7 separate regions of the Homo sapiens genome follow, and regions 2, 3, 4, 5, 6 and 7 are each linked to region 1. A link is a contact called in ENCODE Hi-C or POLR2A ChIA-PET data. All regions are on one chromosome and are shown on one strand. The core of a region is the stretch at or near the end of the contact, and the rest is flanking DNA. Distances in the headings are between cores, read along the strand shown.

Region 1 (4,315 bases), core at 721-3,220:
ATCCTCTGGCATCCACCTCCCAAGTAGCTGGGAACACAGGCACATGCCACCATGCCCAGCTAATTTTTTTGGTTTTCTTGTCAGTGTGTTGCCCAGGTTGATCTCAAACTCCTGGGCTCAAGCAGTCCTCCCACAGCAGCCTCCCAAAGTGCTGGGATTACAGGCATTACTTTGACTCTTTTGAACCTTACTAGTGCCATTGCTTTAAATTTTTTTATTTATTTGTATTCTTTTAGTTATGCCTCAGGATCTAACTTTTTTTTTAAACTACCTCTTCAGAATACCAAGATCAGCTCTTCTTTTGCCAAAAGTACTATAAAGAGATACCACAGTGCCATTTCTTCTCTCTTCAATGGCTCTCAATCTTTTTCTGCCTCCACGCTGTTCCTGTATGCAACGCGTTCCTGTTAATAACATCTCTAATGACACTGTAATGGTTCCCAAAAACCAAGGAAGAGGCATACCTTCCTCTTACTCTGCCTCTCGCTGCCCTGAGAATCACTAAAATAATTTACGCCCCCAATACAGACAGAGACTACAATGAATATTAATACAAGAAGTCTGCCAGAGAACTACCTGCTGGCTTCTTAAAATTACTGAATGCAAACCAGGTATGAAGACCCTAGTCATTGCCAGGAAGCATAGGAGGATCCTACTTTTAATGCCCATCGCTTTTAATGCCCAGAGCCACCCTGCAAGAGCTCAGGGGAGTCAGGGAACTTGATCTCCTCAGGTCACACCTAGGAAACAACTAGGTCTAGCGGATAAAGAACTCAAGCCCCTGGACTTTCGGATTCTAGTTTGGCTCTAGGTGACCCTGGCCTTGCCTCTCCGAACAATCTCCACATCTGCAAAATGAAAATGTTAAAACTGCCCCCTCCCTGCTTCCATCTTCCAAGATTACCTGCGGAATAACAACTATGTCACTAAAGCTGAGCGTCTTGGATAAATCATGAGAAAAAGATCCTTCTCTCCAATGCATACACCCACATAGCAGAAGGAAAACAGATTCCATAACGAGCTCCCTCCTTTTTTCCCTCAAGAGCCACCGAAAAACTCAGGAGAGAGGGTGGGATGTAGCAGCACGTGACCAAGGCAACGCCAAAGTTTAGCCCGCGGTGACACACCAATGAAAGAGCGGGGCTTTGCTTGCATCTGGCGCTGGGCAGCGGGCAGGGGCCGCATCGTGGCATGCTAGGAACCAGGAGACCTGGGCTCCAGGGGTGTGCGGTACAGGAACGAGGGCATTCCACAGGAGTCACTTTATCCGATGGCATGGATGGTGAGCTTCCGAGGAGCCTGAAAACGCTTCTGGAAAGGCGGAAAGAAAAAAAAGCCCGCTCCAAACTGCAAGATCAGGGATGGCTGCCAGGAGCCCCTCGGCCGGCTCCATCCAGCTGGGGACGGCCGCGCGAGGACCCCGGGCGGCTGCGGAGAGCGCGCGCAGGCGGGACAACGGTCTTTATTTAGGTCGGGGATGAGGACTCCCAGGGGCCTCGAAATAAATACTCAGGGCGTCGGCGTTGGGAGCCCTCTGGGCCAGGGCCTAGGCACGACAGACCTGGGGCAGGGATTCTTTGTTGGCGAGAGGCTTTATTTCTGGCGAGAGACCCCACAATGGACCAATCCAGGGCTGAGAGCAAGAGTCTGAAGACTCGGGGGAAGGCAATGGTCAAGAGCTGGAGACTAGAGCCAGTCCCTGGACTCCCCCTCAGGAGGCATCCCCTTAAGCCGTTCTCTGGGTGCAGACCCCAGACTCCCCTTTCCTTGGCCAAGAATCCAAAGGACGCGCAAGGCCGAGCCCCACGCCCCCTTGCTCCCCACTTTCGGGCCACGGGCCTTCTCGTACTTACCGGGGCCCCGGGGCTGGTCTTCCTCGCCCGCGTCCTCTCCCCTCCCAACCCCCTCCTCACTTCACGTCCCCTCCTCCGGGGGCCGCAGCCATGTCCGTTACTGGCAACTCTAAGGGGGCTTGCCTCCCTTCCGGGCAACAGAGGCGCCGGCCAGAGAGCTAAAGTTCAGGCCACCGATTGGTCAGGATTTGAGAATAGGGGGAATTCTGGCTTCTTATTGGCTACGCGGCGTGCTAGGCTGTAGCTGCAACCGCCCCTCTGGGAGCCTGGCGGAATTAGGTGCCGAGTGATGCGGCCGGGAGAGTGAAGAGCCACTGTCCTTTCCTGTGCGTAAAGCTCAGGCAGTTTCTAGTCCAGAAACCCTGACCAGAGGGCATGGCTTTACCTCCGATTCGTTTTCCTACAGAATTATTCTAAAAAGATAGACGGCGCGCCCCACCTTTTTTCCCTTTCTTTTTAAAATAAGCCCTTTGCAGAGCTCCCCGCCTCTCTTAAGTTCTTCTAAGCTCCCTCCTTGTTGCCTTGAACAAATGCCTAGAGGCTGCCCGCTCCGAGAGGCCTTGGAGGGACTCCCTCAGGACGAATATTGCGTCCAAACCAAATCTAGAAAATCTAAGGCAATACTGCAATTCCCCCCTCCCGCTTCCAGCTCGGCTGAAATCTAAAGGGAAAAACAAGTTAAATTTTTTTTCTAGGTAATTAGATAAATCGCCTGGGAGACCTCTCTTGGGAAAACAAAGCAAGCCTGTGTCAGTATTTACTTCTCTTTTCCCAGAGATCTAAGTCTGGAAGGCTTGTTTAAAAAAAACAAAAACAAAAAAACAAACAAAAACTTGTTTATATAATTGGGAAAGAGCTGAGGTTGGCCTTGTGAAGTAAGAGCCCCTTCCCACATTCATGAGTTTAATTACGTAATTAAAATCCCTTTCTCAGCTGGACAAGAAGATGGCATTTTAGTACCTAATCTTGTATGACCCAGTTTAGCTGTTGCCTAAAACGCCATAAGAATCATGTCACTAACCTGCACACAAAAACTGATAGTTCACCTTTGCAAATAGGTCCAAATCTTTCTGCCTGATGTTCAAAGTCCTTCATAAATTGACTCAGACATACGTTTCCAGGTCTAAGTCCCCACAGGCTAAACTATTCCTGCAGCCACATAGATTAACCACCATTCTTTAAACGTGACAGAGACCTTTCCACCTCTGCTCCTTCGTCACATGGTTGGTTCCCTACGCTTTGCTTTAAAGGTTCTTTTTTTCTTTTTTTTTTTGAGACGGAGTTTCGCTCTTGTCGCCTAGGCTGGAGGGCAATGGCTTGATCTCGGCTCACTGCAACCTTCACCTCCCGGGTTCAAGTGATTCTCTTGCCACGGCCTCCGGAGTAGCTGGGATTACAGGTGCCTGCCACCATACCCAGCTAATTTTTGTATTTTTAGTAGAGACAGGGTTTGAACATGTTGGCCAGGCTGGTCTCAAACTCCTGAGCTCAGGTGATCCACCTGCCTCGGCCTGCCAAAGTGCTGTGATTACAGGCGTGAGCCACCGCACCCAGCCTGACGGTTCTTTCTTATCAGTAAAGCCAGCATGCAAATAAATACTTAATCAACCTAAAGGCCCACCTCAAATGCTACCTTTCTTGACTTTTATTTTTTCTTGTATGTATGTACATATTTATTTATTTTTAGAGCAGGGTATCACTCTGTCACCCAGTCTGGCAAGTGCAGTGGTGCCATCATAGCTCACTGCAGCCTCGAACACCTGGGCTCAAGCAATCCTCCCACCTCAGCCTCCTGAGTAGCTAGGACTACAGGTGCGAACCACCACACCCAGCTAATTTTTTTATTTTTTATAGAGATGGGGTCTTGCTATGTTGCCCAGGTTAGTCTCAAACTCCTGGCCTCAAGCAATCCTCCTGCCTCAGCCTCCCAAAATGCTGGGATCGCAAGTGTGAGCCACCACTCCCAGCCTCTCCCTGGGTTTTAGTCATTGACTCTCTCTATATATAATGCTGGGCCTCCTTCTCTGTGTCTGCATTGCCACCTTTGCAAAAGTCTGCTTTATACAGCATTGCTCTTTTTGTAAGACCTCAAACTCCCTGCGGGCAGCTGGCTTATCTTAGCAGTTTCCACAGCACCTTACTTGCTGCCTTGTATCCATTAACATTTGTTGAATTGAGCTAGCAGGCTACCTATATATTACATCTTTCCACTTGACCCCTTAAGATCTAGTTGGCTGCCTTTGGAAGATTAACAAATGTAGCACAGTCACTTCACTTTGAACCTCTCAGCCCCCTCTGGCCACACTGGTTTTTCAGCTCCACTGGGTTTTATGAATATCACTCAATGAAATTGCACTGAATGCCTGCTAGTTTCAAGGGCTCTGCAACTCTCCATCTGCCTGACCACTTCCTCTGTCAGTCCCCTCAGCCATAAAATTTTGCTACATGAGTAAATCAAATCA
Region 2 (4,315 bases), core at 663-3,162, 480 kb before region 1:
CAACATGTTACATCTTAATTCTTGGATTTTCTTCACTGCAGGGCTTTGGGTGGAGAAATAAAACTCTTCAAATGCATGATCTTGGAGATCCCTGTGAATCAATAATTCTTTAGACAACTGCGGCTCAAAATCCCTCCTTTCCCTTTTCCGAGTTATTCCATCCATCTTATTAGAAAGGAAGTGAATTAGGTGTAGGTGGTCTGTAACACCTGCACATCTTTTTATACGTGTAGAGGGTATGCCTGGGATATATAGGTTGTCTTCAAGCAGTAGCTGCTACTACAGCTAGAGAGAGGAGGAGTGCCAGGAAACTGATGACCTGAGACCAAGAGTCTTGTTGATGTTCTGACTTAGATAAAGGTTTTGATCATTTTCATGAAATAATGCAGGGAAGTCATTTCTGCTGTTTCTTTACTACTCCATTCTTGGAGGATTAGAACAAGTCACACTGTAATTGACTAAAACGACTTTTTATTTTAAAATATTGATGGTGGGGTTTTGCTTTTTTTTTTTTTTTTTTTTTTGAGACGTTGTCTTGCTCTTTCACCCAGGGTAGAGTGCAGTGGCGAAATCTTGGCTCACTGCAACCTCTGCCTCCCGGGTTCAAGCAATTCTCTGCCTCAGCCTCCTGAGAAGCTGGGATTACAGCGCCTGCCACCATGCCTGTCTAGTTTTTTTGTATTTTTAGTAGAGACAGGGGTTTCACCAAGTTGGCCAGGCTGGTCTTGAACTCCTGACCTCGTGATCCACCCACCTCGGCCTCCCAAAGTGCTGGGATTACAGGCGTGAGCCACCGTGCCGGGCCAGTGTTTTTAACTGTCCACACTTACTAAATTTTCCAGTACTTCTTCCTATGGTTCATGATAGTAAACACAGAAACATATAAGGAACATTATTAGAGTTACCAGATGTTAGCTGTTGCATATGTGCACATTCCTAGATTCAAGGGTGTTTTTGCCTTAAATTTAAGTGGGTCATTGGTTGTCTTGGGAAGATCATGGAAAATTCGGGATTTTTTAGAATTCTGAACCAAAATATGTTTTGAGTGTTTCTTAGTAAATGTGTGATCTTCCACCTTCCACATTCAGACTGCGGACTACACTTCATAAATGCCTTTTTATTTCCAGTTATGGATTCAACTAAATGACTGCCTTGGGAGCACATAATTACTTTGCTACCTTTTTCCCCCTTTGCTGTTGTGGCTCGAGTTTGGTTCTCACCTGAGAAGATGCATTGAGCATATGTTGTTACCCAGCCCTGGCTTAATGGTGTCCTGTGGGGTAGGGGTGGGAGGACGAGGGGCACGGGGCCAGAGCATGTGAATGGATCATGGTTGGACAGCTGTGACCTGCCAGCACTGCGGGTAAGCAAAACTACAAACCGTTCTTTCCTCTGTGACATTGAATAAACCTTAATAAAATTCATAATTAGCACATACTAGAAAAAATGTGACTTAATCTTTTTGTGGGGCGACAGTATTGGGTTTCATTCTGGCTATACAGCTTTGATTGGATCATTAAACAGGTCAGTCACTTCCCTCAAGCTTTGGGGTGTGGAATAAACACCGGTGAATTTGTGGATTCACCCGTCAACCTCCCAATATCAACACATTTCTCACGCCTCCGCGTCGGCCACGTGTCAGCCCTCAGAAGTGGGCAGGAGGAACTTTTAAGCTTCCCGGCAGTTCCCAAGAGGGCCTTTGAGCCTGGCGCCCTCTTCCCGGAGAGGCGTTGGGGCAGCTCCTAGCAACGTGCCCGCCGCCGGCAGAAGCCCGGCCCCGCCAACTGCCGCGCGCGGCTCCCTGGGAGCTGTAGTTCTTCATGGCGTCCCCACCTCCTCTGTGAGGGCGGGTGAGTCGACCGCCGACTGCGACTCCCAGGATGCCTCGCGCCCGCCTTTCCGCGGGAGGCCAGACGGCTGAGGGTGCCGGCAGCGGCTGGAAGCGGGAGGCCAGTCCTGGCCGGGCTGGGCGACCCGAATGGAGCCAGGGCCGGCGCTGGTCCCAGCGGCCGCACCTCCGGGGGCACGGCGCGTAACAGGAGGCTTCCGGGGCTGAGAGCGTTACAGGCTGCGCTCCGGGGCCAGATAGGCCGGGCGCTCAGAAGGGTGACGCATTGAGGGGCGCGGAGTCTCGGGACGGAGGGGCGACTCCGGCTAGGGGTCTTGCTTAGGGGTGGTCTCGGGATCTGTAAAACGCCTGGCATGGAGTCGGCTGAATACATGTGGGGACGGGGTTACTCTGTAGCCCTTTGGCCTTGGCAAACCAAGCCTAGAAAATCCCCATAGTCTGAGAAGCCCGTACAGGATCGATAGGAGATGCCAGAAGTTCCTTGATGTGTTATGGGACACATTTGGACTTGTAGGTCGTGAAGTCGCCATTGCAGAGAAAAAGAAACAAGGCCGGGCACGGTGGCTCACGCCTGTAATCCCGACACTTTGGGAGGCCAAGGCGGGAGGATCACTTGAGGCCAGGCGTCTGGGACGACCCTGGGCAACATAGGGAGACCCCCGTCTCTACAAAAAAAATTTTAAAATTTGCCGCACATGGTGGCGTGTGCCTGTGGTCCCAGCTGCTAGGGAGGCTGACATTGGAGGATCGCCTGAGCCCAAGGAGGTCGAGGCTGCAGTAAGCTATGAGAGCTGTGATCGTGCCACTGCACTCCAGCCTGGGCAACAGAGCGAGACCCTGTCTGGAAAAAAAAAAAAGAAAGAAGGCCAGGCGTGGTGGCTCACACCTGTAATCCTAGCACTTTGGGAGGCCGAGACGGGCAGATCACGAGGTCAGGAGTTCGAGACCTCCTGGCCAACAGTGAAACCCCGTCTCTACTAAAAATACAAAAATTAACCGGGCATGGTGGCATGTGCCTGTATTCCCAGCTACTCGGGAGGCTGAGGCAGGAGATTCGCTTGAACCCGGGAGGCTGAGGTTGTGGTGAGCCAAGATCGCACCACTGCACTCCATCCTGGGCAACAGAGCAAGACTCCGTCTAAAAAAAGAAAAAAAAGAAAACACATGTATTCAGGGTGGGCTCTGTAGGTAAGCCCAGATAACCCTTGCATTCCAATAACAGGACAGGCCAATACTTGGGACATAAAGAGGACCCCTCTGACTCCTTTCTTCCAGGACATCCTGTAGGTGGGTTTTGGTAAAGTGGAGGAGGGGGAGGGAGACAGCTAATTCCGAGGAAAATGTTCTCAATGGGTCAGATTTACTGCCTATGTAAAGGGAAATATTTCCACTGTCAGTGAAAATCGTGTTGCTGGACGTGGTGGCTCACACCTGTAATCCCAGCACTTTGGAAGACCAACGCAGGAGGATTGCTTGAGCCCCAGAGTTCAATACCAACCTGAGTAACACAGTGAGACCCCGTCTCGAAAAAAAAAATTTTAAAAAGAAAAAGAATATCAAAGAGTAACCAGAGTTCATACCTGCTTTTGTGCTAAATGCTGCCTAGAAAGTAGTCATGGGTGTTGCCTGGGAAAGGGTTTCAGCCTTGGTGCCAGGCACCCACCTCCTTTCTGAAATGAGTACTTGCCACTTGCTGCATCGGCTTTCAGGGTAAGGGATGATGGCCACTGCCCTTTTTTCAAGTAATCTCAAAGCCTCAGAAAGCCCATTAAGTTATCCAGAGCACGTTTTTTTTTTTTTTTTTTTTTTGGAGACAGAGTCTCGCATGTTGCCCAGGCTGGAGTGCAGTGGGGCGATCTCGGCTCACTGCAACCTTCTCCTCCTAGGTTCAACCTAGTCTCCTGCCTCAGCCTCCTGAGTAGCTGAGATTACAGGCATATGCCACCATGCCCAGCTAATTTTTGTATTTTTAGTAGAAATGGGGTTTCACCATGTTGGTCAGGCTGGTCTTGAACTCCTGACCTCAAATGATCTGCCCACCTCAGCCTCCCAAAGTGCTGGGATAACAGGTGTGAGCCACCGCGCCCAGCCTGAGAGTACTTTGCTCCTCTTCTGAAGTGCATCCCCTATAAGGAATTTTTAATTTATGGAAATGGGCTTTACCTCTTGAATGGGCAAAGTGAGAGAACTTTGATAACCCTTGGATTCATGCTGTTAAACCTACATCTTTTTTTTTTTTTGAGATGGAGTCTTGCTCTGTTGCCCAGGCTAGAATGCATAGCATGATCTCAGCTCACTGCAACCTCCGTCTAGCGGGTTCAAGCGATTCTCCTGCCTCAGCCTGCCAAGTAGCTGGGATTACAGGTGCCTGCCACCACACCCAGCTAATTTTTTGTATTTTTTAGTAGAGGTGGGGTTTTACCATGTTGGCCAAGCTGGTCACGAACCCCTGACCTCAGGTAGTCC
Region 3 (4,315 bases), core at 1,341-3,840, 470 kb after region 1:
GAGCACGGCCACCCAGCGCAGCTGGAGTCTCAGATCCTTCTCTCTCTCAAGAAGCTGCACATCTCTGCGCATCTCCCACCTCTATGCCCTGGCTCCTTTCCCATTTCTGGGCCAGGAACAGTGCCAAAGCCTTCATTAGGGGTGCAGGAATTAAGTGAGACAGCAACAATATTGGCATCGGCCTCCCTGAAAACCATCTTCTCAAGAACTCAGTTTCTGATCTTTCTTTCTAAGCCTGGCTCTTCCAGGAAGCCCTCCCCACTGCCCATAATACTGTGCCACCAGCCGGGCGTGGTGGCTCACGCCTGTAATCCCAGCACTTCGGGAGGCCAAGGCGGGTGGATCATCTGAGGTCAGGAGTTTGAGAGCAGCCTGGCCAACATGGTGAAACCCTGTCTCTACTAAAAATACAAAAATTAGCCAGGTGTGGTCCCAGCTACTCAGGAGGCTGAGGCAGGAGAATCACTTGAACCCGGGAGATGGAGGTTGCAGTGAGCTGAGATCGCACCATTACACTCCAACCTGGGTGACAGAGGGAGACTCTGTCTGAAAATAAATAAATAAATAAATAAAAAGAAAAAAGAAAAAAATACTGTGCCACCTACACTTAGTTACAAGCCTGCCTCCTTCACCTGCCAGGGTATACCTTCAGGGTCAGGGCTGTGACTATTCCTAGCTCCCAGGATGGTGTCTGGTACTTAAGGGGAGCCTAATAGGTGTTCATGGAAAAATTTACTGCCCAGGATGGGAGAGGGGGTTGTCACAATGTGTGGATGTGTGTGTGTGTGTGTGTGTGTGTGTGTGTGTGTGTTTGAGAGGAGCTGTATCTCATTTCAGCCAAGGAGGCTGAGGCCAGAGTCCAGGGCACAGACCATGGCAGGGCCTAGTCCAGCATCCCCAGTCCCACCCTGGTCCCCCTGAGGCTATGATTAACCCTTGTCCTCAGCACAAGGACAGAGCCTCATCTGCCAGCCAGTCTTGGCCATGTGGGGAAGTAGGTCAGGGGCTTCAGAATCCGGATAGCTGCTGCACATCAGGGCAAAGCCAGCCCTCTGGAGCCTTGTGGATGGAGACCAGGGTGTGGGCACACCACAGCAGGCCACAATGGCACAAACTGCAGCAGACTTATGTCCACACCCCCCAGCTTGCTGGAGGCCATGGGAAGGTCACTTCTCCCTGGACATGTTTCCTCGCCCCTTCCAGCTCTCACCATCCAAGAAGGAGGCATCTTAGGGGAGGAGAGGATAGAACTGACTCCACTCCAGCAGGCCTCCTCTTCCTTTCTGTCCCAACAGCCCCACCCCCCACTCCCAGTGATGTCATTTCGGCCACCTCATCACCAGCTTCTAACCCCCTTCCAGTCGCCCTTTCTGTCCTCAGATGGCAACTGGGGGCAGCGGAGATGTATCCCTCTTTATTCGGTCTCTCGCCTGGCACACTGGCCGGGATTCCCGAACCTGACCCCCTCCAAACCATGAGCCATTTGCAAGGGGACCGGGCAGGGGAGGGCTAAGCGACTCCTGACTCTCGAAGGCAGATGGGAGACTTGACTTTCTGCTTCTTCACCAGCAAAGACGCGGTACCACTTCTCCCTGAGTAGGAAGCGAGTTAGGGAAACTTTCTAGGAGTCTTAGAGCTCATAATTCCTGTCAGGGACGGGTGCTGCTGGATTTGGCGTGAGATAACTTCCCTCTACACACAAGCCACCCTCCCAGCAAAACATGACGAAGGAGCCGCCTCCCGGCCTCAGAAGACTCCTAGCTAGCGCTCAGGCCCCGTAACAATACCAGGGGCGGCCGAGCAGTTGCTGCCTCCAGGACGGGGTGGGCGAGCTGGATGACGGATGCCCGGTCGTCTGGGAAAATAGGAAGACCGCCCCCCGCCCCCCACTTTTGCAGGTCTCCGCCCGTCCGGTCCGCGTCTTCTCCGGCAGCGCCCCCTCTCTCCACGTCCCGGTTCTCCAGACGCGTCCCTCCTCCGAGTCGGGCGCGCCCGGTCCAGCCCAGCCCCTCCCGGGGTGATAGCGCCCAACAATGGAGAAGCGGACAGGGGTCACCGGGCGCTCCCCGCCTTCCTGTCCCGGTCGCCCCCGCGCTCACCCTGCTCCAGGTCCTGCTGGTCGTACCAGGACTCCTCTTCCTCCGCGGAGAAGTCCTCCATCCCGGCGGCTCTCCGCATGGCCCCGCGGGCGGCGGGCGGGTGCTGCGGCGGCGCAGCTCAGGGCCGGTGCGCGCGGCCCGGGACAATGCGGCTGAGGCGGGCCGGGCCTCCAGCGTCGGGAACTCGGGCTACAGAGCCCGCGCCGCGCCCCCTCGCCATCAACCGCTCGCCGGGAGCCCACGCGGGGCCTGGCGCTTTGCCAGGGTCCGGCCCGGCCGGGGTCCCGCAGAGCCGGGGGCACCGGGCTGCGGCGACACAAAGGGTGGAGTGGCAGGGACGGCGGGTGGGACAGTGGCAAGGAGGATCCGGGCCCGCAGGCGGGTCTGGGGCGCTAGGAGCGCGCGGGTGCCGTGGCGGGCGCCCCCTGCCCGGCTCGGGTCCGCGCTGCTCCTGGCCCGCCCGGCGACAACCGGAGCCGCCGCTGCATCTTGGCGGAGCCCGCCTGCAGCTTGCGGAGCTCGGCTCCGCGGGGTGGGGCCTGCCGCCGCCGACCAATCAGGAGATGTATGCAAAGCTGGAGGCGGGGCCGAGGGCGGGACCCTCCTGGTGTCTTGGTCTGGGAATTGCTTGATCAACCCTTTCGTCCTACTTCCCCCTACGACCTATTCAGTTTATGTCTCATGTCTAAAATTATGCTATTTTAGAAGTTGTCGTCTCTCCTAGATCTCCTGGAAGCAAGAATATTGTTTCTCTTTCACAGCTGGCTACTCACTTCCTAGAACAGGCTGCTCACCAGTCGGGCGCGATGCCTGACTCCTGTAATTCCAGCACCTTGGGAGGCCAAGGCGGGCAGATCGCCTGAGGTCAGGGGTTTCGAGACCAGCCTGGCCAACATGGCGAAACCCCGTCTCCATTAAAAATACAAAAATTAGCTGGGCATGGTGGCGCATGCCTACTCGGGAGGCTGAGGCAGGAGAATCGCTTGAACCCTGGAGGCAGAGGTTGCAGTGAGCCAAGATAGCGCCACTGCACTCCAGCCTGGGCGACAGAGGGAGACTCTGCCTCAAAAAACAAACAAACAAAAAACAAACAACATGCTGGTCATTGATACCTTCCATCGACATTCTTTGAATGAATGAATACTAATTTACAGTTGCCTTTGGGAACTGCGTGTTTAAGTGCTTGTGGCTAGAAACCACAGGCTGAAAGTGGCAAAGTTTGAGGGTGTGTTACCTGCATTCAAGGTTCTGTTTTCCTTTCCTTGGGACCCATATCCTATATCCAATTATACCCATTAAAACTATACACACTTGCATCTGTCCAAGCATTCTTTCCTTAGAAGAGTGTTCGGACTCAAGCATTCACGTAACTCATTTTTATTGGGACCCTAATGTGCTGGTGCCGTTGAGAATCTCTGAATAATGTTGTGATATACCCAACGAATGACTTGTATCCAGAATACAGAAAGAACATCTGCATAGTCATAAGAAAAAGGCACGCAACCCAGTAGAAAAGTGGGTAAAAGATTTGACCAGGTAATTCACAAAAAAGGATACACAAATAACTGAATAAATATGCAACAAGGTACTGAACTTCTTTAGCCATCAGAAAAATGCAAATGAAAACCACAATGAGGTATCACTACCCAATCACCAGAGTGGCTTTAGGGAAAAAAAAAAAAAAAAAAAAGGCCAGGCGTGGTGGTTCATGCCTATAATCCCAGAACTCTGGGGAGGCCGAGGTTGGGAGGATCACTTGAGCCTGGAGTTCAAGAGCAGCCTGGGCAACATAGCAAGATCCTATTTCTATAAAAAAATTTAAAAATAAAAATTAGGTGGGCATAATGACACACGGCTGTAGTCCCAGATACTTTGGGAGGCTGAGGTGGGAGAATTGCTTGAGTCTAGGAGGTTGAGGCTGTAGGGAGCTGTGGTCATGCCACTGCACTCCAGCCTGGGTGACAGAGCAAGATCCTGTCTCAAAAAAAAAAAAAAAAAAAAAAAAAAAAAGACAAAAAATACCTAGTATTGGCAAGAATGTTGAGCAACTGGAACTCTCTCACCCTGCTGGAGGGAATACATAGGACGACAACCACTTTAGAAAACTGCCCGGGCGTGGTGGCTCATGCCTGTAATTCCCAACGCTTTGGAAGGCCAAGGAGGGTGGATCGCTTGAGGTCAGGAGTTCAAGACCAGCCTGGGAAACATGGTGAAAC
Region 4 (4,315 bases), core at 717-3,216, 350 kb after region 1:
TCCCTAAGCTGTTCACCATACTCCAGCATTTAGAGCAGTAGCTTGCATATACGGTACACGCGCAATAAATATCTACCCAGTGAATAACTCAATAGGTCTTAAGATCATAACAACTACAGAAGCCATAAGTTACAGACTGCAAGCCATCTCTGCTTCTCTTGATATGAAAACACTAAATATGAGTTATTTTTGTTTTTGAGACAGATTCTCGTTTTGTCACCCAGGCTGGAGTACAGTGGCCCAATCCCAGCTCACTGCAGCCTTGACCTCCCAGGCTTAAGCAATCCTCCCACCTCAGCCTCCTGAGTAGCTGGGACACCACGCCAGACTAATTTTTTTTTTTTTTTTTTTAAAGCAGAGATGGGGTTTTGTCATGTTGCCCAGGCTGGTCTTGAACTCCGGAACTCAAGTGATCTCCCTGCTTCGGCCTCACAAAGTGCTGAGATTAAAGGTGTGAGCCACCTCACCCGCCTGAAATTGCTTTTTTTTTTGAGACAGAGTCTCACTGTTGCCCAGGCTGGGGTGCGGTGGTGCCATCTTGGCTCACTACAACCTCTGCCTACCGGGTTCAAGCGATTCTCCTGCCTCAGCCTCCCAAGTAGCTGGGATTACAGGCGCCCACCACCATGCCCGGCTAATTTTTGTATTTTTAGTTAGAGATGGGGTTTCACCATGTTGGCCAGGCTGATCTTGAACTCCTGACCTCAGGTGATCCGCCCACCTCAGCCTCCCAAAGTGCTGGTGCTGGTATTACAGGTGTGTGCCACCGCGCCCGGCTACAAAACTGCTCTTTTTAAAACATATTTTTTTGAGACATGGTCTCACTCTGTCGCCCAGGCTGGAGTGCAGTAGCACAATCTCAGCTCACTTCGGCCTCTGCCTCCCAGACTCAAGCAATACCTCCTGCTTCAGTCTCCAGAGTAGCTGGGCCTACAGGTGCACACCACTGTGTGCGGCTTTTTTTTTTTTTTTTTTTTTTTTGAGACGGGGTCTCACTCTTGTCCCCGAGGCTGTGGTGCAGTGGCACGATCTCAGCTCACTGCAACATTTGCCTCCTGGGTTCAAGCTTCTCCTGCCTCAGGCTCACTAGTAGCTGGGATTACAGGCACTCTCCACCACGTCTAGCTAATTTTTGTACGAGACGGGGTTTCGCCATGTGGGCCAGGCTGGTCTCGAACTCATGACCTCAGGTGATCCGCCCGCCTTAGCTTCCCAAACTGCTGGGATTACAGGTGTGAGCCACCACGCCCGGCCCCAAGGACTCACTTCTAATTCACTTATCTCACCCTGGCCCATTTAGGCATCTAGGGAACGGGCCCCGCCCTTACCAATAGCAAACTCCACCAGGGTCTCATTCTCCTCCGACAGCGAATCGAGAAATAAATCCAGGACCTGCAGCTGCCGCAGATACTCGTAGTTGCTGGGGTCATAAGCGAAGTTGGCGAGGTTGGCGAGGACTTGCTCCTTGGCGTCTGCAACGGGAAAGCGGCACTGAAGCCAGGTCCGGGCGGCGGTCACAGCGGACCCTGCCACCTGATCCCACCGTGGCTCTCACCTTGGCTTTGGGTCTCCTGGAATTCCGTGACCAGCGCCTGCAGGTATCCCAGCCGCCCGACGTGGGGGTCCACCTTCGGCTTCTGGGCCATGGCCGCGGTGACGGAGGACCCCCAGGGACGGGCGGGAGGGTGGGAAAGGTGCAGGGGGAAAGCCGAGCGAGACCCTCACCCGCTCTCCACCTGTCTGGAGAGGGAAGAGGGGGTCGGCAAATGGGTTTCTTTCCTGGGTTCAGATTCTGCAGTAATTTGCAGCTGGAAATGGGATATGGGAGATGGGACGGGGTCTCAGAATCCTGTAGGAGTTGCGTTTGAAAATCGAAATTGGGGCGCGGGAGACAGGGAACCGTCTACTGGTTGGGGCTCGCGGAGGGGGCACTGGCGCACCGTCCCCGGCTCCTGGGCTCGGTTCCGGGCTCCCGGCGGAAGCCGCGCTGTCCCTACCCCCGAAGGGGCGGGGCCGTCGCCGAACTCCTTGGCGCGCGTGCGCGGCGCGCTTCTGGTTTTCTGGATGCCGAAGCTCTTTAGCCTGTGCTGGAACCAGCGGCGAGCGGCTTCGCTGAGGCAGGTGCAGGCGTGGGTGGGTGTACTGCGAGGAGCAGCCTGGCCTCCCGTATCCCATGTCCAGATGCAAATTACTGCAAAATCTGAACGCAAGAAAGAAACCCACTTGCCGCCCCCGCCAACAGATGGGCGAGTGAGGGCCTCGCTCGGCTTTCCCGCCCCACCTTTCCCACTCTCCCGCCGGTCCCCCGGGGTCCTCCGCCGTCCCGACATGGCCCAGAAGCCGAAAATGAGACACCCATGTCGGGTGGCTGGAATTCCGCCAGGAGCAACTCAGGAGCGCAGCAGAGTCTGGCAGCACCCATGTTGGAGGACGTCGAGGCAGAAGCACCTCCAGGGTCCCCACGGCTGGCGGGGGCGCGGCCCATCCTCCTTGACCAGGACGCCCCTTTGGAGCGCGGGCGTCAGCTCCTTACGCCCCCCATCAGTCCTTTGCCCCTTTTGCAAAAAGCCTAGCGACCCCGACCCGCCCTCCATCCCAGCCCCGAGGTGGGTCCGCCACCTCTGGACAGAAATCAAAGGGTACTGGGTCATGTCCTGGTGCTTTTTGTCAGCCGGGTGGATGGCGCGCGCCCGGGGCAGCACGGGGGAGCCCGAGGAGGAGCCTTGATTGTGGCGCTTTCGGGGCTTTCTGGATGCTGAAGCCCTTCGGCCGATTCCTTCTCGGAGATTATCAGGAAGCGGGTGTGTGATAGATTGCTCGTGGTTACAGGAAACAAAGCACCAGGGAAGGAGGTGGTCTAGCCACACTCCCATCGCATTTGACAACGTAGGGGTAGAGGTGGCTTAGGCTGTGAGTGTCCTGAGAGTGCAAAAGTTGTTAATCTAAATGGAGTCACTTGTGTTAAAAAACAGAACAAAAAAACCCGGACACAGCCCAAGAAACCCATGACAAGAGGGTTCTCGTGCATAAATACCTGATAATGAAAACTATCACAAAGACTCTGCAAAAACCACAACCTTGCACAAAGGGCGTCACAACCTTGCACAAAACATACTTTTGAATGGCCATCTGCCCAGCAACCGCTTGTCCAACCTTGAGCGGTCACCCTTGTTATTAATCCTTCTACCTAAGGATAAATATTTCAAAACAATTATGTAATCCTATTTTTTCCCTTAAAGCCTGTCTTCCTTTACCTCCCTGAATACCCATATAGTTTACTATGGCATGGATACTACCATTGCAATGCCCTATGCCCAAATAGATATCATTTTCTTTGAGAGAGCCTCTCTGTTATTTAGGCTGACAAAGGCAAGGACCATTATCTTAAGCCCTGGGCCCGGATGAAGGCAGAGTGGCCGTCACACTCCAGCCAGCTGCAGCCCCATTGGAAGCAGGCCTCACCTCTGAGGTTTCAGGTCCTTGTGGTCAGCCCCTGCCCTATGTACACCCTCTGAGGCAGGAGTTTCTAACTTAGTCTGGGTACCTAGGCCCCAGGACCCTCACCAAAGCCCTTTGGCTTCTCTTGGGAGCCTCTGCAGCCTGGGAAGTGCATCTTACCCCTAGGTGCCCAAGGGGTTTCTCTGCCTCTTGCTGGACAGAGCAGCAAATAGGAGCCCAGAAACAGGGAGGATGGAAGTAAGCTCCATCCCTCCCTGCCCAGGAACTGCCCCAGACCTTCTCTAGAGGTTCGCAGGCAATCAGCTAGATGGGGATTGCTGAATCAGATGGGCCACCCCATCTTCCCTCATTGGTCTTCTCCCTTTTTTTCTTTTTGAGATGGAGTCTCGCTCTGTCGCCAGGCTGGAGTACAGTGGTGCGATCTCGGCTCACTACAACCTCCGCCTCAGATTCAAGTGATTCTCCTGCCTCAGCCTCCCGAGTAGCTGGGATTACAGGCACGCACCACTGCACCCAGCTAATTTTTGTATTTTTTTTCTGAGACAGTGTCTCGCTCTGTCACCCGGGTTGGAGTGCAGTGGTGCGATCTCAGCTCACTGGAAGCTCCGCCTCCCAGGTTCACGCCATTCTCCTGCCTCAGCCTCCTGAATAGCTGGGACTACAGGCACCCGCCACGACGCCCGGCTAATGTTTGTATTTTTAATAGAGACGAGGTTTCACCGTGTTAGCCAGGATGGTCTCGATCTCCTGACCTCGTGATCCACCCGCCTTGGCCTCCCAAAGTGCTGGGATTACAGGCGTGAGCCACTGCGCCCGGCCTAATTTTTGTATTTTTAGCAGAGATGGGGTTTCACCT
Region 5 (4,315 bases), core at 1,260-3,759, 300 kb after region 1:
ACTGGCTAGATTGGTCTGATTTTTTTTTCTTTTAAGATTTTGGAAATATAGGCTCAGCCTTTAAGAGTGGGAAGATTGGGCCGGGCGCAGTGGCTCACGCCTGTAATCCTAGCACTTTGGGAGGCCGAGGTGGGCGGATCACGAGGTCAGGAGATCGAGACCATCCTGGCTAACATGGTGAAACCCCGTCTCTACTAAAAAAAATACAAAAAAATTAGCCGGGCGTGGTGGCAGGCGCCTGTAGTCCCAGCTACTCAGGAGGCTGAGGCATGGGAATGGCATGAACGTGGGAGGTGGAGCTTGCAGTGAGCCGAGATTGTGCCACTGCACTCCAGCCTGGGCGACAGAGCGAGACTCTATCTCAAAAAAAAAAAAAAAAAAAAAAAAAAAGAATGGGAAGATTGGCCAGGTGCGGTGGCTCATGCTGTAATCCCAGCACTTTGGTAGGCCGAGGTGGGCGGATCACGAGGTCAGGAGATCTAGACCATCCTGGCTAACACGGTGAAACCCCATCTCTACTAAAAATACAAAAATTAGCCAGGCATGGTGGTGGGCGCCTGTAGTCCCAGCTACTTGGGAGGCTGAGGCAGGAGAATGGCGTGAACCCGGGAGGCGGAGCTTGCAGTGAACCGAGATTATGCCACCGCACTCCAGCCTGGGCGACAGAGCGAGACTCTGTCTCAAAAAAACGAAAACAACAACAACAAAAAAAGAAAGAATGGGAAGATTGGCTGGGCGTGCGGTGGTTCACACCTGTAATCCCAGCACTTTGGGAAGCCAAGGTGGGTGGATCACGAGGTCAGGAGATTGAGACCATGCTGGCTAACATGGTGAAACTCCATCTCTACTAATAAACTACAAAAAATTAGCCGGGCATGATGGCACGCACCTGTAGTCCTAGCTACTCGGGAGGCTGAGGCAGGAGAATCGCTTGAACCCGGGAGGTGGAGGCTGCAAGTGAGCAGAGATCGCGCCACCACTGCACTCCAGCCTGGGCGACAGAGCAAGACTCTGTCTCAAAAAAAAAAAAAAAAAGCTAAGATTTTGGCTAGATGCGGTGGCTTACACCTGTAATCCCAGCACTTTGGGAGGCCAAGGAGCATGGATCACCTGAGGTCAGGAGTTTGAGACCAGCCTGGCCAATATGGTGAAACGCCGTCTCTACTAAAAATACAAAAATTAGTCAGGGGTGGTGGCGCACGCCTGTAGTTCCAGCTATTACGGAGGCTGAGGCAGGAGAATCGCTTGAACCTGGGAGGTGGAGGTTGCATTGAGCGCCATTGCACTCTAGCCTGGGTGACAAGAGCGAAACTCCACTTCAAAAACAAAAAAAAAAAAGAAAGGAAAAAAAGAAGGGAAGATTCTAACACAAACAAGTGGTGCGCTTCGTGCTGTTGTGGTAAGCACATAAATGCATCATCCGTGCTTTCTAGAACAGAACTTCTCACTGGCTTTTCATGAAAGCCCGGGGGGGGAGGGTGGTTAACCTAGACTGCCCAGAATACAAACTTCCAACTACCTGAAAGGTGGCTTTGCAAAGAGGAATGTGGTTCAATTATTATGGAAATATTGAGACAAGCAAAGACATCTGCCTTGAGGAAATATGCAAGACATGAGAAGGGCCTGCCCTCTTTTGCCCAAGGCTTTCCTATTATGATCTTGTAAACCATCATTCCTGAATCCTCCAAGTGTGTCTGCATTTGTCGCATGGATAGATTTACCCAGACAGGTGGAAGAGTCATGACTTAAGGGTTATAAACAGCTGCAGAGGCCTGAGCTGCTTCCATAGTCTTGGTAGCAGGGAATGAGTCCATTCCTGGTGCCAGGCATTAACCAGCCTTAGAATAGGCCCCCAAATAGGAGCGACTGTAATTTTGGTCCAGTACATGCACCACCCATTACAACTAAACAGTAACATTAAAATGTAAGGAATTTCCAGTCCTTTTAAAAGGGATCATCTTGGTGCGCTCTCTGTTGCTGACTCATTGTGCGGCTGCTTTGAGACTATTAGGTTTCTAAATGGGACACACAGTAGGTATTCAACAGATAAATGTCAACTTGTTGCAGTACTTTTCATCCTTTAAGGAGGATGCCCTTACTATCCCACCATCAGTAAAGCAAATGAGAGAACAGTAACAGTGACAAATCTCCCTTCTGCTTGCCGAGGTTGTAACTCCCCAAGAAAGAGCTTCCCCCTCTGTCAGGTAACGTTTTACAGTGACAGCCAGCACGACTTCCACCCAGCGCGAGGTAGATTCGCCTTCCGTCCAATCATCGCCGAGATTTTGGGGTGGGGGAGGGGAGAGAGTCCCAAGGCCTTCCCAGTCCAGGAAGGGGGCGGGCTTAGGCTGAGCCGTGGCCGCCACAGCCCATCGTAATGCCGCATGGTGCTTGGCACTCCAGAGAGCCAATAGGAATGAAAGAATTCATTTGAATCGGCCAATGCCGGCGGGTTAGGGGGCGGGGGTTGAAAACCCTATAAAGGCGTCGATCGGCCGGACAGGCGGCAGCGGCGGCTCCTGCAGCGGTGGTCGGCTGTTGGGTGTGGAGTTTCCCAGCGCCCCTCGGGTCCGACCCTTTGAGCGTTCTGCTCCGGCGCCAGCCTACCTCGCTCCTCGGCGCCATGACCACAACCACCACCTTCAAGGGAGTCGACCCCAACAGCAGGAATAGCTCCCGGTGAGGCGACCGGGTCGCGCCCGAGCCGCGCGGGGCTGAGGGGCTGGGAGGGCCGCTGCCGGCGGGGCCTCGCGCCGGTCGTTGCGGGTAACGAGCCCCGTGCGCTGTGCTCGCGCCGGGGCGGGTGGCGGGGTTCTGCCGTCGGCGCCGCCTTTGTGCCGCCTGGCGAGCCCTGCGCGCCGGCCCCACCCGGGTCCCTGCTGCTCTCCATTCATTCCTTCCACGGAGTCAGGGGCTGAGGAGGCCGGGGCTGGTCGCCCCTCGGAGCACGGCCGGTTTTCGTTAATCGGAACCTTCGGGGAGGGCTTCGCTTTCTCCTGTGTGCATCCCGGCTGGTGCATCCCCAGGGTGGTGGGCTTGGCCCCCCAGGTGCCCGGGGATCCTTTAGGGCCCCATGCATGGTCAGGTCCTATTGTCCCATTGATGGGCCACGCGCTCCTGTCTCTCCCCCGTGGCATGCGGTTGGTCTCGCTCTCGCGCGCAGCCATTGGATCCGGAGACCGGATCGATCAGGTCCGGCGGGCTCCTTACCCTCGCCGTGCCCCCACTCCTTATTCGGACCTACCTGACAGGTGCATGTGTGGTCGAGCGGGGCTGGTCATCGCGACCCTTCACCCCCCATTGAGGACCCAATCGTTCTTCCCCTCTTCGAAGTGCCTCCCCTCTTCCAAGTGTCTCCCCTTCCTAACAAAGGAAAGACCCCTTCTCCCCATCCCTGCGCTCATTTCTAAGGCGGGGGGCGGGGGCGGGCGCGGGGAACGAGCCAACCCGAGTGGGTTTTCTGCGCTTAAACCTTCGGACCGTGGCCTTTGCATCCTACCTTCGCTTCCTCCTTTGACGTTTGCCCAGTGAGTTCATCCCTGGCCCTGGTTCCCTTGCAGGAGGAGGTTTCTTGTTCTTGGGCGGGGCCGGAGACATCCATTGTCTCTAACGTGGTAGCGCTACCTGGGAAGCGGGGGATTTTTCTTGCCCTTCTTCCCACTGCTTTTTGGGCTTGGGGCACTGGGTACAGTGTTTGGACAGGAACCCTTTTCCAAGTCCTTGCTTAACTTACTTGGTGGAAGGGTTTGGATTCTGTGGAAGGTGTCCACATTGTCTCAGCTAATTGCACACTGTTCTTTAAGGTGGGTTACAGTTATGTCTGGGATCCTCTTCAAGGCTTGGAAGAAGCTTAAATCACTTTTTTGAGCATGTATTTTACATCGATTATGACCTGCATTCATGTGTGGCTACCCTCGGGGTCCTGGCCAAGTGGCACAAAGGGAGCCATTTTGTGGGGCTAAGAAGACACGTGAAATAGCCATATCTCACAGGGGTTAGAGAACTTGGGAACAAAAAGCACGCCTCACTCAGCAATTGAGCCTTAGGAGGAAAGCATGGGAAATGACATTCCTTTACAACTCAATACTTTCAGGTTTACAAGGTCAAAAAGACTAGGTAAGATTAAAAAAATAAATTGGTGATTACTGGGAGGATGGGGTACTTAAGTAGCACAGACCTAGGAAACTGGTCGCTCCCTTTCTGTTTTCTTTCCAATGAGATGATTTCTTCAGAGAACAGGAAGAGATTGAGCCTTGGTTTTTCATTTTGTGTTACGAGGCCAACTTTCTGCCGGTTAGACTTCAGTCGTCGGAAT
Region 6 (4,315 bases), core at 952-3,451, 310 kb before region 1:
AAACATTGCTCCTAACTCCACCACCTATCCCAAAACCTATAAGAACTAATGATAATCCCACCACCCTTTGCTTACTCTTTTCAGACTCAGCCCGCCTGCACCCAGGTGAAATAAACAGCCTTGTTGCTCACACAAAGCCTGTTTGGTGGTCTGTTCACACGGACACGCGTGACAGTTCTTTGTTGCAGAAAAATATTTCACTTTGATGAAGTACAGTTTATTTTTCTGTTGTCACTTGTGCTTTTGATGTCATATCTAAAAAACCATTGCCTGGCCGCATTGGCTCACACCTGTATCCCAGCACTTTGGGAGGCTGAGGCAGGCAAATCACTTGAGGTCAGGAGTTCAAGAGCAGCCTGGCCAACATGGTGAAACCCTGCTTTTACAAAAATTATCCAGGCATGGTGGAGGGTGCCTGTAATCCCAGTTACTGGGGAGGCTGAGGCAGGAGAATCGCTTGAACCTGGGAGGCGGAGGTTGCAGTGAGCCAAGATCGCGCCACTGCACTCCAGCCTGGGTAACAGAGCAAGATCTGTCTAAAATAAATAAATACGTAAATAAATAAAAATAAAAAAACATGACTAGGTGTGGTGGCTAACGCCTGTAATCCCAGCACTTTGGGAGGCCAAGGTGGGTGGATCACCTGAGGTCAGGAGTTTGAGACCAGCCTGGCTAACCTGGTGAAACCCCAGTCTCCACTAAAAATACAAAAAATTAGCCGGGCATGGTGGCACGTGCCTGTAATCCCAGCTACTCCGGAGGCTGAGGCAGGAGAATCGCTTGAACCCGGGAGGCAGAGGTTGCAGTAAGCTGAGATCACGCCATTGCACTCCAGCTTGGACAACGAGAGCGAAACTCCGTCTCAAAAACAGAAACCAAATAAACATTTCCTAACCAATGTCACAAAACTGTACCCCTATGTTTTCTTCTAAGAGTTTTCAGAATTGCCCTTGGAATGCAGTTCCCCACTCTTTGGGCACACCCCTGAGCAGGCCCCAAGCTAAATCCCTGGCCATAACTCCCCACACTACTCCCACCCTAACCCCAAGCAAGCTGCTTACATTTCAGTCTTTCAGTTTCAAGGTTCCATGTAGGGTGGGCAGCTGTGGACAGGTATCAAGGCAGCAGTTGGGGCCGGCCAGCAGGTTTAGGATGCAGGATAGCAAGAGAAGAGTGCCTGACTGGGAACAAGGCCACGCCTCTGAGACAAGGGCTTCTGGGCTGAAGTAGTGCCTGCTGGGGCCAACAGCACAACCTACCTGGACAGCTGTGGCAGGTCCTTAAGGGAGGGGCTGGGCCCACTGCTGGCCACCGCCACCCTAGTCCAATTCTCCATTGCTAGGAGCTGTTGCGTATTACCTAGAAAAGGAGCTTGTAAAATTGACTCTCTGGTCACCACCAAACTTGTCTTTTTTTTTTTTGAGACAGAGTTTTGCTCTTGTTGCCCAGGCTGGAGTGCAATGGTGTGATCTCAGCTCACCGAAACCTCCGCCTCCCAGGTTCAAGTGATTCTCCTGCCTCAGCCTCCCGAGTAGCTGGGATTACAGGCATGAGCCACCATGCCCAGCTAATTTTGTATTTTTTAGTAGAGATGGGGTTTCTCCATGTTGGTCAGGCTGGTCTCCAACTCCCGACCTCAGGTGATCTGCACACCTCGGCCTCCCAAAGTGCTGGGATTACAGGCGTGAGCCACTGCGCCCGGCCCAAACTTGTCTGTCTTTATCTCTACTTACAGTGAGTGTCAGGTCACCCTCTTGGAGACCGGTGATCAGAGGCTGATGACCTCTCACAGCTGCTGGCCCTGGGGACCTAGGGGATCCCTTTGGGAATCCCAGGTCAACCGGGTGCCAGCTCCATTGCTCTGGCTGTGTGGGTGGTGGTGGGTGGTGAGGCACATAGAAAGTCACCAGCGCCAGGGAAGGGCAGCTCAGAAATCCTGGTCATGCCAAGTGCCACTCAGGGCTATTCTCACTCTAGTGAGTGCTCATTGGTTCTTCCCGAAGTCCAGAGGGAAGGACACCATCGGGGGCGCTGTATCCCACCCGGCACCATTAGCCCCTGCCACCCACCACCCAGCAGCTGGATTCCCACGGGAGTTGCGGGTGGGGGCGGAACCGGCTGAGGTCTGGGGGCGGGGCGTCCGGGCGCGGGGCGGGGCTGGCGGGAATGTGCGCACCCCCGCGCGGGGCCCCGCCCGAGCATCCCGCGCCGACGGGGCTGTGCCGGAGCAGCTGTGCAGAGCTGCAGGCGCGCGTCATGGCTGCTTTGAGACAGCCCCAGGTCGCGGAGCTGCTGGCCGAGGCCCGGCGAGCCTTCCGGGAGGAGTTCGGGGCCGAGCCCGAGCTGGCCGTGTCAGCGCCGGGCCGCGTCAACCTCATCGGGGAACACACGGACTACAACCAGGGCCTGGTGCTGCCTATGGTGAGGGGCTGCACGGGGAGCCCCTAGCCCGCCGCCGCCTGTCCCGGCCGCCGAGGAGGGCGGGCCTCGGGGACGCTGGGGGCGAGTTCTTCCCGCGGGAGATGTGGGGCGGGCAGCTGCGCCTGGAGCACCGGTGCACGGAAGAGTCCCCGGGACAGGCTGTTCCCCACGTTGGAAGGGAGGAAGCGAGGAAGTGGCCGGGAGAGGGTGCGCGGCCGCCTCTTGGCTCAAGCCCGCCCTCTGGGGGCTGGGGCTCCTCGCCTTCAACCTGGGAGCATGTTCCCCTTAAACTGTGAGGCCCTGTGTGCCACGCAGAAGGGGACACTCCGCGCCTCCGGCCACCGTGGGGCCCCAACCGCAGACCTGGGCGAACGTAGCCTTCTGGCCCAGCCCGTTCAATTTACAGAGGAGGAAACTGAGGCCTAGAGAGGCCCAGTGAACTGCTGGAGGTCACACAGCAGGTTCTTGGCGGGGCTGCGACTTGGGAGTGAGGACTCCCAGCTTTCAGCGGGGGGCGCTTTCCGCCCCATCTGCAGCTTGGGGAGTGCACAGGTACAGGATGTCCAGAGCCACCCCAAAATGTAAAGGCTTTGGAGCTCCAGTGATCTGTTTTCCCTTTGGGCTAGCTCTCCCCCTTGCCCCACAGCTCAGGGCAGAGTCCAGGTCTGTGCTCCAGCTGCAGCCGCCCCGCCCCTGAAGACCTAAGGGGGCAGGGCTCAAGCCCCCAAGGTCAGCTGGCCCTCAGGATCTTCCCTGCGACGCTGAACCTGGAGGTTCAGAACCTGATGACTGTGGAGGCATCAGAACCTCGGCTGGAGGCAGTGTCATTGGAGAGGCTTACTCCAGCTGGCGGAAGCCTCACGTACTGCTTGTCTCTCCTGCCAGGCTCTGGAGCTCATGACGGTGCTGGTGGGCAGCCCCCGCAAGGATGGGCTGGTGTCTCTCCTCACCACCTCTGAGGGTGCCGATGAGCCCCAGCGGCTGCAGTTTCCACTGCCCACAGCCCAGCGCTCGCTGGAGCCTGGGACTCCTCGGTGGGCCAACTATGTCAAGGGAGTGATTCAGTACTACCCAGGTATGGGGCCCAGGCCTGAGCCAAGTCCTCACTGATACTAGGAGTGCCACCTCACAGCCACAGAGCCCATTCATTTGTCTGATACACTGTGGGGAAGGCTTGTAGAGTGGAGCATCCCATTGTACAGATGAGGAAACTGATGCCCCCAGAAGGTCGGGAACTTGCCCTGGGTTTCCCGTGACCTGATTGGAGGAGCCAGGATTTGAACCCCAGCCTTTTTTCCCTCCAGAGCCCTAAACCAGGAGGACAATTAGAAGTGTCCCAGCAACCTCAGAGGGTGGGAAAATGGAGGGCAGTGGGTCCCTTGGCCCAGCAGGTTGGTGGCTTCTGACAATTGAGACACACACCCTAGAAACAGCTGCTAGGCCGTTGCTGCCCTTCCCGCCAGGACACCTGCCCTTCCTGTGCCATCCTCCCAGGCAGCCCCTCTTACCATCACCTGTTCTTTCCCCTGCAGCTGCCCCCCTCCCTGGCTTCAGTGCAGTGGTGGTCAGCTCAGTGCCCCTGGGGGGTGGCCTGTCCAGCTCAGCATCCTTGGAAGTGGCCACGTACACCTTCCTCCAGCAGCTCTGTCCAGGTACCAGCTAGGCCCCAGCCCTGACCCAGCCCTCCTTCCCTGAGGTCTCCAGGTGGTCCCAGCTTCTACTATGCCTTATGGAGGGGGTGGCAGGGACTCTCCCTGGAGTGTCATTGAAGCCACTGCTGCTTCCACCAGCCCTAGCCTCCCCACCTCACCCTGTACTGCAGACTCGGGCACAATAGCTGCCCGCGCCCAGGTGTGTCAGCAGGCCGAGCACAGCTTCGCAGGGATGCCCTGTG
Region 7 (4,315 bases), core at 687-3,186, 270 kb after region 1:
ATCACACATCTAAGGTCTTAAGCCTCTTCCTCCCCAAAGAGAACCTACAGAAGGCCAGCAAATGCAGCTCCATCCAGAGGCCAAAGAAATTAGATTTGGTAAGAAGGTGGAATAGACAAGATTTGGCCAAGATTGATTGGATGAGGAGTGTGTGAAGGAGAAGAAGTCAGGAATGTTGCTGGCCTTTCCAGCTTGGGGCAGCTGTTGTAGTGGTGTGTCACTCAGTTTAAGAGTGACAGGTCAGGAAGAAGGACCCATGTGGAAGGTAAAGTGAGGAGTTTTAGTTGAGAGTTGCTGGGTCTGAGGTGCCTCTGGGATATCCAAGTGGAGATGTTCAGAAATCAACTGGAAACTCAGAAGAAAGACGTGGACTAGAAATAATGGATTTGAGGATCATTAGCAAAGAGATGGTAATGAAAATCGGTGAAATCATCCTCGGAGAGGGAATGGAGTGATAAAAGGATCTTGAAGAAAACCCTAAGGAACAGTTAAGGGAAGGAGTGAGTAAGAAAAAAAATTGCAGAGAGAACAAAGGACAGGCTAGAGATGAGAGGAAAACCTACCTCCTGCAAAGTTCAAGAGGAGTGACAAACTGAGAAGCATACTGGATTCAGCAAAGAAGTCTGCGGTGACCTTGTGGAGAGCAGTTTTAGTGGAACTTTGGGGACAGCACCAGATTGCAGTGGGTTGAGGAGTGAGTGGGAGGGGAGGGGTTGGAGACAGCTGGCGGGGACATTTTTTCGAGCTGTTTGGCCAAGAATGGAGAGAGATAGGATGGTAACTTCATAGAATTGGGAGCTTTTTTTTTTTTTTCTATACTAACGGAGGAGAGGAAGAAAATTCAGGGACAAAAGGAAATAATAAAGCCCCGGGGGAAGAAGCGAGATGGAATCCAGTGCACACACATCGGATTGTTCTTCAGACAGGAGGGACGCATGTGTATGTTTTAACTGGATGCAACGAGGAAAGGATTAAATTGGCTGGAAGCTTGATTGTTGGGTAGTTCTCGCTTATGGATACTGTTTCCTCTTGGAAGACAGGCGATGAGTAAGGATCTCGTTGAATGAATACATGAATATTTTCCCGTAGCTAGTCAAAGTCTAGGGTTACCAGCAGGACAGAAGAAGACACTGTAGGCCGGGCGCGGTGGCTCACGCCTGTAATCCCAGCACTTTGGGAGGCCGAGGCGGGCGGATCACGAGGTCAGGAGATCGAGACCATCCTGGCTAACACGGTGAAACCCCGTCTCTACGAAAAATTAGCCGGGCGTTGTGGCGGGTACCTGTAGTCTCAGCTACTCGGGAGGCTGAGGCAGGAGAATCACTTGAACCCGGGAGGCAGAGGTTGCTGTGAGCCGAGATCGTGCCACTGCACTCCAGCCTGGGCGACTGAGCGAGACTCCGTCTCAAAAAAAAGAAGAAGAAGAAGAAGAAGAAGACACTGCATTTTAGGCAAGAGTCCGGTGGGAAGCAGGTTGAGATTGACTGAGAGGAAGTAACCATGGGAGGGCTGCTGGTCCACTGAATGAGAGAGATTTTTCCAGAACCTCATGCTGGGGCTTTGATTTAGGAATCCCCTTCCTCCTCTAGTAAGTCTGCCTTCCCTGGCCTATGGCTTACGTCTAAAGCCTCGAGCCTCATCGTTCCCACCGAGGACCAGCTGGAAGCCATTTTGATTATGCTCCACCACGAAGGAGGACAATACAGCCCCGCCCAGAGCCAGGCGCGCCCCCGCGGCGGGCCGGGTGCGCGTGTCCGCGCCTCTTCCCGCCGGCCGGGCGGGCGCCTGGCCCAGGACGCGGTGGCGTGGGACGGGGGGTGGGGGTGGTTATGTAAGCGTTGCGCGCTCCCGCGAGGCGCCAGCCAATGGGAGGCTTCGGCTACTCGTGCTCGCGCACGCAGGGTGGGGGGAGGGAGCGCACGACGTGCGCGCACCCTCTCCCCTCGTCCACCGCTGCCGCCTCCTTCTTCTGCCGCTCCTGGTGCTGCTTGTGTGCTCGTTTGGTGCGGACCTGGTACCTCTTTTGTGAAGCGGCAGCTGAGGAGACTCCGGCGCTCGCCATGGCCGACGAAAAGCCCAAGGTGAGCTCGCCGCCGGCCCCTTCGCCTCGCCGCGCGGTGGGGGTCATGGCGCGGGCCGGGGTCCGGCCAGAGCCCGCCGCTGGCTCCCAGCGCTTTCCCGGGCCCCCCACGGGGCCGGCCGCGGCTCAGGCCCGGGCGCTCCGCGCCATTTTCCTCCCTCCCTCTCTTCCTCCCTCCCGCGCCGAAGGAGGCCCCGCCGCTCTCTCCCGCCCCCGGCGGCCTCCGAGTGCGCGCCGGGCGCGAGTTGGGCGGGCAGAAAGCGGACGCCCGCGGACCCACCAGCCCCGAACGGGGATTCTTGGCCCAGCCGGCCGGCGCGCGTGAGGAGGGGCGTTAGGGCGCGCGGGGTCTCCACCTTCTGTCGACCCCGCGTCGGGTGTTGCAGTCTCCGAGGCGGCGAGGAGTCCTCTGGGCTCGGGCTTCACCTCTCGGGTAGGAACCGCGGGCATCTGGGGACCCCTGCCTGGGGCCGCGGCGGCGGGGCGAGGGTTCGGGGCGAATCAATGGGCTGCGGACGGGCAGGAACCTGGATGCCCGCGGGCCGCCGTCCTGGGCCTGGGGGTAGGGGGATTCCCGTGGAGTATTTCCCACTTTAATAGCCTCAGGGGCCCGAAGGGGGAGGGGCAGCGGCTTTTCCCTGGGTGCCAACGAACCCCTAATCCGCGAACACCATGTGGTTTCATGAAGTTGGAGGCACAGGTACGAGCAGAGAGACTTTGTGCGGCTTAACTTTTGAACGCGGCTTTTGAGGCACCCGGAGACTTCCCGGGAGGACTTGGGGACACCCATCATCGGGGCACACGGGACTTGCTGCTTTTAGTTTGGTGGCACCCCCCGCCTCCCGCGCCTTTACTTTCTGGAGCGTTTTAGGGCTACAGAATTGCTTCTGCACTCGATTTTGGACAACTTTAGGTTGGGTCGAAATCTACAAGAAACAAATCAGGATAAAACTGTGTATTTGACCCATGACAACAAAGGGGGGGAGGGGAGAATAAGTGCTCTTAACCGAAAATAAAAATGAAGCTGCTAATAGAGGAGAACGTTAACTGTGGTCCTGACTGAGTATTACCGCTGTTCCGGGGGGAATCGGGATATTCTTCGATTGTTTTTTTTGTTTGTGTGTTTCCTTTAATGGAGATTGGATTTAGGTTATTAAACTGAGTTTGGTAACTTTTTAATGACAACGGTAATGAGTTTTGAATGGCAGGCTGTAGATTTATTGTTTTGTTTCTTGCAGTTGTACTTAAAGTGCTTAGAAAAGAGAAGGGACTCTATTTTTAACTTTTTTGGGGGGTAAAGTATTTTGGGAGTGATATATGTCATTTTAGGAAGTTTAACTTCAAGAGAACGTTGCAATACACTGAATAGGACCCAACTTTAAACATATTGTTGCTACTGATAGTATTGCATGTAGGCTTTTCCGTATCTGACAGCTATCTAATACTGTTACTGCAGGATTTTTCCGCTTTCACATTGATTTCAGCAGCTGAAAACAGCAGTATGCCGTTTTAGCATACAGTATGAGAAACCTGTTGATTTTTGAAGCAACTAGGGCTGCTGCTGCTTTATAAAACGTGTTCGTTGATCACATTTCCCAAATTATACTTTTATTTTTCTTTTAACAGGAAGGAGTCAAGACTGAGAACAACGATCATATTAATTTGAAGGTGGCGGGGCAGGATGGTTCTGTGGTGCAGTTTAAGATTAAGAGGCATACACCACTTAGTAAACTAATGAAAGCCTATTGTGAACGACAGGTGAGGAATTCATATGTGTACTTCCACTGAATAAAACTATTTTTAAAAATCTTATTTTCATGGGAACAAAAACTAGACTAGCACATTACAGTGACTTTTTGATGGGATGAATATGCACTTGGCACGTCAGTTTTGTCGTGCACTTGGTATATTGATAGCTCGTGAAAACCCTTAGGATGATTTGGTTAGTATTATATGTGGTTCCAGTCCTGTGCCAGAAATCCATCAAATTATATTTACAATAATTTTTTTTTACCAAGGAAATGTAATTTTATGTTTATAAGAAAATAAGAGTGAACTTGGTAAAATTACTTATAAGTCTTTTATTATTTTATTTTATTTTTTTGAGATGGAGTTTCATTCTTGTTGCCCAAGCTGAAGTACAGTGGCCTGAGCTCAGCTCACTGCAACCTCCACTTCAAGCGATTTTCCTGCCTCAGTCTCCTGAGTATCTGGGATTACAGGTGCCCACTACCA

The links. Hi-C counts contacts between places; a loop is a spot of excess contacts on that map. ChIA-PET counts read pairs that join two places held with the same protein, here RNA polymerase II (POLR2A). Pooled maps may share reads with other maps.
Region 2: a pooled map shows a loop between it and region 1 (8-fold over the local background). The contact joins the promoter of FBF1 here to the promoter of TMEM94 in region 1. A Hi-C loop is called at or near these places in 5 of 50 pooled maps. POLR2A ChIA-PET finds 5 or more read pairs at or near these places in 2 of 52 experiments (activated B cell and activated T-cell).
Region 3: a loop to region 1 is called in a pooled map, with 8 times the contacts of the local background. The contact joins the promoter of CDR2L here to the promoter of TMEM94 in region 1. A Hi-C loop is called at or near these places in 6 of 50 pooled maps. POLR2A ChIA-PET finds 5 or more read pairs at or near these places in 2 of 52 experiments (A673 and GM12878).
Region 4: a loop to region 1 is called in a pooled map, with 5 times the contacts of the local background. The contact joins the promoter of ARMC7 here to the promoter of TMEM94 in region 1. A Hi-C loop is called at or near these places in 4 of 50 pooled maps. POLR2A ChIA-PET finds 5 or more read pairs at or near these places in 2 of 52 experiments (H1 and WTC11).
Region 5: a loop to region 1 is called in a map with no recorded cell type, with 5 times the contacts of the local background. The contact joins the promoter of JPT1 here to the promoter of TMEM94 in region 1. A Hi-C loop is called at or near these places in 1 of 37 single-sample maps with no recorded cell type and 5 of 50 pooled maps. POLR2A ChIA-PET finds 5 or more read pairs at or near these places in 4 of 52 experiments (H1, PC-9, T-cell and 1 more).
Region 6: a pooled map shows a loop between it and region 1 (3-fold over the local background). The contact joins the promoter of GALK1 here to the promoter of TMEM94 in region 1. A Hi-C loop is called at or near these places in 8 of 50 pooled maps. POLR2A ChIA-PET finds 5 or more read pairs at or near these places in 4 of 52 experiments (GM12878, HEK293T, PC-9 and 1 more).
Region 7: a map of B cell shows a loop between it and region 1 (13-fold over the local background). The contact joins the promoter of SUMO2 here to the promoter of TMEM94 in region 1. A Hi-C loop is called at or near these places in 1 of 168 maps with a recorded cell type or tissue (B cell) and 9 of 50 pooled maps. POLR2A ChIA-PET finds 5 or more read pairs at or near these places in 3 of 52 experiments (CD8-positive, alpha-beta memory T cell, MCF 10A and WTC11).

What each region holds. Positions count from the first base shown.
Region 1 is chr17:75,454,290-75,458,604 of GRCh38, reverse strand. TMEM94 (transmembrane protein 94) reads right to left here and starts at 1,970. Exons shown (of 32, transcript NM_014738.6): 1 at 1,854-1,970. RefSeq lists a silencer at 1,914-2,073 and an enhancer at 2,224-2,273.
Region 2 is chr17:75,938,639-75,942,953 of GRCh38, reverse strand. FBF1 (Fas binding factor 1) reads left to right here and starts at 1,912. Exons shown (of 30, transcript NM_001319193.2): 1 at 1,912-2,106. It overlaps ACOX1 (acyl-CoA oxidase 1), which reads left to right. Exons shown (of 14, transcript NM_004035.7): 14 at 1-1,447. RefSeq lists an enhancer at 1,694-1,763 and a silencer at 1,874-2,143.
Region 3 is chr17:74,985,907-74,990,221 of GRCh38, reverse strand. CDR2L (cerebellar degeneration related protein 2 like) reads right to left here and starts at 2,590. Exons shown (of 5, transcript NM_014603.3): 1 at 2,100-2,590. The coding sequence starts at 2,178. RefSeq lists silencers at 2,495-2,584, 2,605-2,684 and an enhancer at 2,251-2,752.
Region 4 is chr17:75,107,620-75,111,934 of GRCh38, reverse strand. It overlaps ARMC7 (armadillo repeat containing 7), which reads right to left and starts at 1,966. Exons shown (of 3, transcript NM_024585.4): 1 at 1,556-1,966; 2 at 1,329-1,472. The coding sequence starts at 1,646. It also overlaps a transcript of SLC16A5 not described here. RefSeq lists a silencer at 1,896-1,975.
Region 5 is chr17:75,152,706-75,157,020 of GRCh38, reverse strand. It overlaps JPT1 (Jupiter microtubule associated homolog 1), which reads left to right and starts at 2,509. Exons shown (of 5, transcript NM_016185.4): 1 at 2,509-2,679. The coding sequence starts at 2,624. RefSeq lists an enhancer at 1,426-2,021 and a silencer at 2,674-2,913.
Region 6 is chr17:75,763,078-75,767,392 of GRCh38, reverse strand. GALK1 (galactokinase 1) reads left to right here and starts at 2,201. Exons shown (of 8, transcript NM_000154.2): 1 at 2,201-2,421; 2 at 3,307-3,496; 3 at 3,954-4,073; 4 at 4,244-4,315. The coding sequence starts at 2,257. RefSeq lists silencers at 2,037-2,226, 2,457-2,606 and enhancers at 2,717-2,946, 2,977-3,186.
Region 7 is chr17:75,180,580-75,184,894 of GRCh38, reverse strand. It overlaps SUMO2 (small ubiquitin like modifier 2), which reads left to right and starts at 1,936. Exons shown (of 4, transcript NM_006937.4): 1 at 1,936-2,081; 2 at 3,707-3,838. The coding sequence starts at 2,061. RefSeq lists silencers at 1,637-1,866, 1,997-2,396 and an enhancer at 1,978-2,628.